Linked DNA regions of Mus musculus: region 1 is linked to region 2. The links are chromatin loops, found by intact Hi-C in ENCODE. Cell type or tissue: heart. All regions are shown on one strand. Each heading gives the region's core, and the rest is flanking DNA. Links, peaks and the distances in the headings are about the cores only. Region 1 holds the start of Zfp182 (zinc finger protein 182). Region 2 holds the start of Uxt (ubiquitously expressed prefoldin like chaperone).

Region 1 (2,817 bases), core at 94-2,593, 100 kb before region 2:
AACTAAGCCATTTCGAGGTTGTGCTGCCACCTGCTGCAGCCATCACTTGCCACCAAACAGGGAGAAAAAAAAAATTGCCAAAGACCAGTGACTGAAAATCTTTTACCCTGCCCACTAATCCTGTCTGGGAAAAGGCCCCCAGCCAGCTGTTGGGTAACACGAAGAGGTGAGGGTTTTATTTGGGCTATCCTGCACCATTTTAAAAGAATAGTTTTTTATTGAATACACTGCAGGGGTGCAGTGAAGTGGGCGGTAACTAACTGCTTGTAGATTTATATGTAATTTTAAGCTCGGTATACAATGTTAGGTTGCTCCGTCTGTTTTAATAAATAAAATATGATGCCCTGTCTCTGGTTTAGAAAGTCCTATACCATGTAGTCAATAACCACACCTTCTCATTCCCAGCACAATGACTGCTTTCTCTGGAAAGGTGAAGGCATTGTCAGCCACCACTTAAAACACTACTTTTCCCACTGTGTGGCCCTCTATGGCAGTAAATTCTTAAGTTTGTTGTTTGAATTGTCTTATGGTCCTTTAGATACTAAAATGCAAACTCCCAGTACTAGACAAAAGGATGGAGCCAAGGCTTTTCCCTAAACTGGTATTCAAATCACTTAAAGAGGTCGCAGGCCTGCATTGTCTTGTTAATTACACCTGTACCCTGTGGCTACTCTCTGAATTCACCACAGGAATTCGTCCTTGTTTTAATAATTTTCTTAATTGGACCCTCCCATTTTCTGCTGTATCAAAAAAAAATGGCGCCTGACGTCCTTAGAAACTGCTAATTTCTGCAAAACAAACACCAGCTTTGTCAGGAGACTCGGGAGTATAAAAGAAACAGTGGATGCCGTTTGTTTTTTTTGTTTTTTGTTTTTTTTTTCCTAATCGGTGACATCACCGACGCGGCCCACTACCCTCTGCGCCTGCGTTGAGCCTGGTCGCCTTTGCGCGCCATGTTGACTATTGGCGGATGCTGTCTCAAAGGCAAACCTGAGCATGCGTAGAACAAACCGCTGTCCTAAGTTTAGGCGACAGAGACAGCTAGTTGGTCCGATGCGGAAGTGCTTTTCCAGGCCGTTTACGGAAAGGTCTACTCAACACCCTGCAAAAAATCTGGTTGAGTAAAGATGAGGGTCTGTGTTAGACTGGGGTCGCGAGCTGAGTGGTGGGTAGTTCTAAGTGGAGGGAGGTTCGGGTATGTCATTGATGCGAGAGACTGGGAGATGGGATGATGGGGGCTTGAGAGATGAGTAAACGGGGGTCTGCGGACTTAATAGTGGACAAAGTTATGAGGCTAGTTAGGATTAAGTGAGTCGTACTAAACTTTAGCTTTTACACATTTTCTAGCACAGTGATCCCCTCTTTAGATGCGCCCCCTTGTTTCCGTCTTCCAGTGTACAGCTCGCAGGAATCATGGGGAAGAGTGCTGGATTAAATCAGCATTTAAAGACTTCTTTACAGCACCTGAGCTAAACAGCCCCAGTGAGGGAGGTGAGAGAAAAAGGAAAACAAGCAGACAAAAAACGTCATCTGTAGAGCCTTAGCGGCCTTTGGACATTTGGAGGTCTGAGGAGGGATAGACAGGTACCATTTGAATAATAGGTAGAGGCTTATGTTTTAGAGTGTAATAAATAGCATTTGAGTTAAGAATTAACTTGAGGCCGGGCGGTGGTGGCACACGCCTTTAATCCCAGCGCTTGGGAGGCAGAGGCAGGTGGATTTCTGAGTTCGAAGCCAGCCTGGTCTACAGAGTGAGTTCCAGGACAGCTAGGAGAAACCCTGTCTCGAAAAACCTAAATAAATAAAGAAATAAAGAATTAACTTGAAAATAGAGAAGAAAATAGGAGCTAATTTTCCCTTATTTAAATGTCCATTCTTAGACATTCAAGAGCTATATATCACTTAATAGTTAACATTTAATTTATATATTTAAAATGTATGCCTGCAGTTTTATATATCTTATTTAGAAATTTAATTTGGCTTAAGATATTTTTCTGAAACAGTTTTCTAAACTTTGAGTTACAAAATATGTAGATAATACGTGTGTAGTTCCATACATTTTTTAACAACTATAGAGCATTTCATCCTGAATTTCTATTTATTATCATATTACACATTTTCTATGATTGCTTTAGTTTGGCATTATTAAAATCTGTTCTATGTATCTCAGTGGTATAGTACTGGCTTAGCATGCACAGAGCCCTAGGAATAGATTCTATCAGTACTACAAGGAATTGTTGCTGCTGATGTGGTGGCACACTCCATTAATTCTAGTACTTGGGAGTTAAAAGCCAGCCAGGGCTACACAGAGAGATCCTGTCTCAAAACAAAACAAAACAAAAAACAAACAAGCAAACAAAAACCAAACAAAACAAAAAACTTAGAGTTGTCCATACTCTTCCAGAGAGTGGCCTCGCATGTGAAGAGATTTCTGGGCAGATGATTCTGAGTACTGCAAAGCTAATGGTTTCTACTGTTATATTCTACTCTACTCATTCTAGCTCAGCTTTCATACATTTGTTTTCTCAAGAAAAGCAGGAAATGGCCAAACCCCAGGTAAGTATGTGGTCTATCTGTTTCTATATTTTATCATAGATGTGATGCGATATTTAGGCATCAGCACTGCAAAATAGGAAACTATAAATTACTGAGATCAGTGAAAATGAAAAATAGTCAATTAAGGTCAAGTTAGATAGCTGATGCATTGACTAAGGAAGGGTAACAGATGTTTCTTAACTTATGATGCTGCTGTATTCGGAAGTTATGTCAATTCATAGTTGAAATTTCATTTAATACCCTTATCCCACTAAACATCAT
Region 2 (2,817 bases), core at 259-2,758:
GCAGTTGAACCAGTTATGAATCTTCTTTAGTAACTACCTCCCATTGTAAAAAAGAAGTTTGCTATCTCTATGTCAGGAACAGCAGTAACCTACAAGCCGCCGTGCAGAGTGAACTCAGGCTGTCAGACTGGTTAGCACCGTTTAACCAGTGAGCCATTTGGATAACCTAAAAGTATCTTTTAAATTAAAGAAAAATTACATGAAATATGTTAATAAACTTAACAGACCCAACTCTAGTCTATCTAAACTGTTCTCCTTAGCAAATAAAGATTAACTAATATTATATAGCTTCCTAATATCTGCTTTAAGCACATCAAATTTACTTTTAAATACATGTAACATCAAATTTTGGTTTTGGTTTGGGGGACAAGGTTTCTCTGTAGCCCTCATCATGGACTGCATGCCACCAAGCAGAAATTCATTCAAGATAAATTTCTTAAAATTTGTCTCCATTTAAACATTTTTATGTGCTCTTATTCATTCCCTTTATGGAGGGTGAAAACCAAACAATGTGTGCAACATATATTTTTTTCAAACAGATCCCCACAGGATATACTGCCTTCCTTATAGATTAGTACCATAATCCTTGCTGGTCTATAGGCACTCTTGTGCTTTTAAAATTATTAAATGCTTAAGTGGTCTCAGTGAGTTCTTTTGGTTTTGATTTGGTTTGTTTGTTTTAAAGAGAATATGAAATTGGAGGAAAATGTGGTAGGAGGAGTCTAGGAGGAGTTGGAGGGAAAAGGGAGTGGAGATGATGAAAATATATTGCATACATCTATGAAACTCTCAAAGAATAGAAATGTTTCTAAAAGAAAAAAATAGGGACTATATAGATACCTCAGTAGTTAAGAGCACTGGCCAGTCTTATAGAGGACCCAGGTTCGATTCCCATTACCCACATGGTGCACACAAACTGTTGGTTGCTCCAGTTCCAGGGAATCCCACAACTTCTTCTGGCCTTTGTGGGCAATGCACGCATGTAGTCCATAAACATGCAGACAAAACACATAAAATAGGAAAACAAATGTAAGAGTAAGGAGGGGGGAATACAGAAATGGCTCATCAGTTAAAAACACATAAAACTTGCAGAGAATGTAAACTCCATTATCAGCACCCACATCATGGTAGCTCACAACTGCCTATAAGTTCAGTACCAACGCGCGCGCGCACACACACACACACTTCAAATTACTAATTATAAACACTTAACTCCCTCTCCCTACCTTCCTGTAAGTCCACCCTCCCTCAGAACCCGCCAAATCTCATTGAACGTCACCCAAACCAGTCTCCCGCCAGCTCGCGACGATCCGCCTGCTGGCAGACCGCGGCGTGCCAGGCCCATCTAGATCCATAGGATCCTGCTACCTCCAAGGATTCACTCAGGCCCCGCCTGCAGCCCTTCCCCTAAGTGCATCTTCCCACACGCCGGACCGCCCCTCCCATCGATTTGGTTGGCTCCCTTGCTGGAAATTACATCATCCATCCGCGCCACCCGGAAGCCGCGGCTCATACTAACAGTTATTGCCGGTGGCCCTACGGTAAACGCCGTACTCCTGTACCGGTGAGTGAACGAGTTCCAAAATCGGGTTGGGCAGAAGCAACTCCGTAGCTCGAGCCGAAAGAAGTCATCCCCAACGTTGAGTGGCTGGAGAGAATTTTGTGAAGTTTAAATAGAGCGCTCAACGTGCCCCCCCCTTTACTCCCCCAGGTGCCCGTCATGGCGACGCCCCCGAAACGGCGGGCCTTGGATACGGTGGGGGAGAAAGTGCTGCGGTACGAGACCTTTATCAGTGACGTACTGCAGCGAGACTTGCAGTGAGTGACAACGTGGGAGGCGTGACGTTTGAGAAATTTCACGTGGTGGGTGGGACAGAATGCCGACCAAACTTTCGGATTGGCCGCCCAGACTTCTGGGAATAGGGTTGACTTCTGGGCTGAGATGTGGTTGGAACTTGTCCCTTTAGCAGAGCTCTGACCTTGTTTGTTGGTTTAAAATAGTCATTCCGAACACAGGGTGTTTCTGACTAGGCCATTTAACCAATATTTATGAACAAGTTGTACCTTACTTCACCTTTGTGAACTTTATTCATCTGTGAAATGGAAAAGTTTATTAGGCCTTCTTAACGTGGTGTTTGAGTTTTAAATGTGTCAACTCCGGCACTTGGGAGCCAGAAGCAGGAGGATCTTTGTAAAGCTGAGAACCAGTCTGGGCTACAGACTAACTTTCTCAAAGGGAGAAAAAAATAGAATAAAGCCAGGCTCAAGCTCCATGGTGTGTGCCACTTCTAGTGGAGAGATGGGAAAATTCACTTGTTTAGCCAGGATTACAAGCCAGCCTTGAAAATAGAACAATATTCTATTTTAAAAAAAATCCAGTGTGGTGACACAGGCCTGCAATTGCTGTACTTGGGATAGTGTCAGGAGCAGGATGACCCAGAGTTGAAGGTGATCTTCACCTACATTCGAGGTTGTGTATAGCCTGGGCTTTGAGATTATGTCTCAAAACAAGCAAACTAGGGCCAGCAAGATGGCTTGCCTCCAACCCCATGCCCTAAGTTAGATCTCTGGGACCCACATGGTGGAAGAAAGAAAGACTCCCAAAAACCTGACCTCTGACCTCCAGGTATGTATCATGGCACCCATACATGTACACAAAATAAACACATAAATGCAAGTAAGAACACATTTTAAAAATGCAGATAAACCCCACTATTATTATATTGAGGCTGAGAGGAAAGAATTGTTTGGTGTGTTTACAAATTCAATACTTAGCCTGAGAAACTCAGATATTGTCTTGGGTAATAAAACAAATAA

Evidence for each region. Hi-C counts contacts between places; a loop is a spot of excess contacts. Peaks named below come from ENCODE experiments on the same cell type or tissue, not always from the same donor. Only the 100,000 strongest peaks of a DNase experiment are listed, where the experiment ranks them.
Region 1: it touches region 2 in a loop (4-fold over the local background); 3 of 42 quality-filtered maps call a loop at or near these places.

Annotation. Positions count from the first base shown.
Region 1 is chrX:21,060,242-21,063,058 of GRCm38, reverse strand. Zfp182 (zinc finger protein 182) reads left to right here and starts at 1,021. Exons shown (of 5, transcript NM_001013387.2): 1 at 1,021-1,165; 2 at 2,531-2,556. The coding sequence starts at 2,542. In heart, for the core only: a CTCF peak has its summit at 1,377; a DNase peak (open chromatin) is centred at 968; H3K4me3 peaks cover 1,348 bases; H3K27ac peaks cover 995 bases.
Region 2 is chrX:20,960,681-20,963,497 of GRCm38, reverse strand. Uxt (ubiquitously expressed prefoldin like chaperone) reads left to right here and starts at 1,520. Exons shown (of 7, transcript NM_013840.3): 1 at 1,520-1,564; 2 at 1,712-1,818. The coding sequence starts at 1,721. It overlaps A230072C01Rik (RIKEN cDNA A230072C01 gene), which reads right to left and starts at 1,822. Exons shown (of 6, transcript NR_027445.1): 1 at 1,786-1,822; 2 at 1,520-1,648; 3 at 841-961. In heart, for the core only: a CTCF peak has its summit at 1,306; DNase peaks (open chromatin) are centred at 1,457 and 1,847; H3K4me3 peaks cover 2,037 bases; H3K27ac peaks cover 1,374 bases.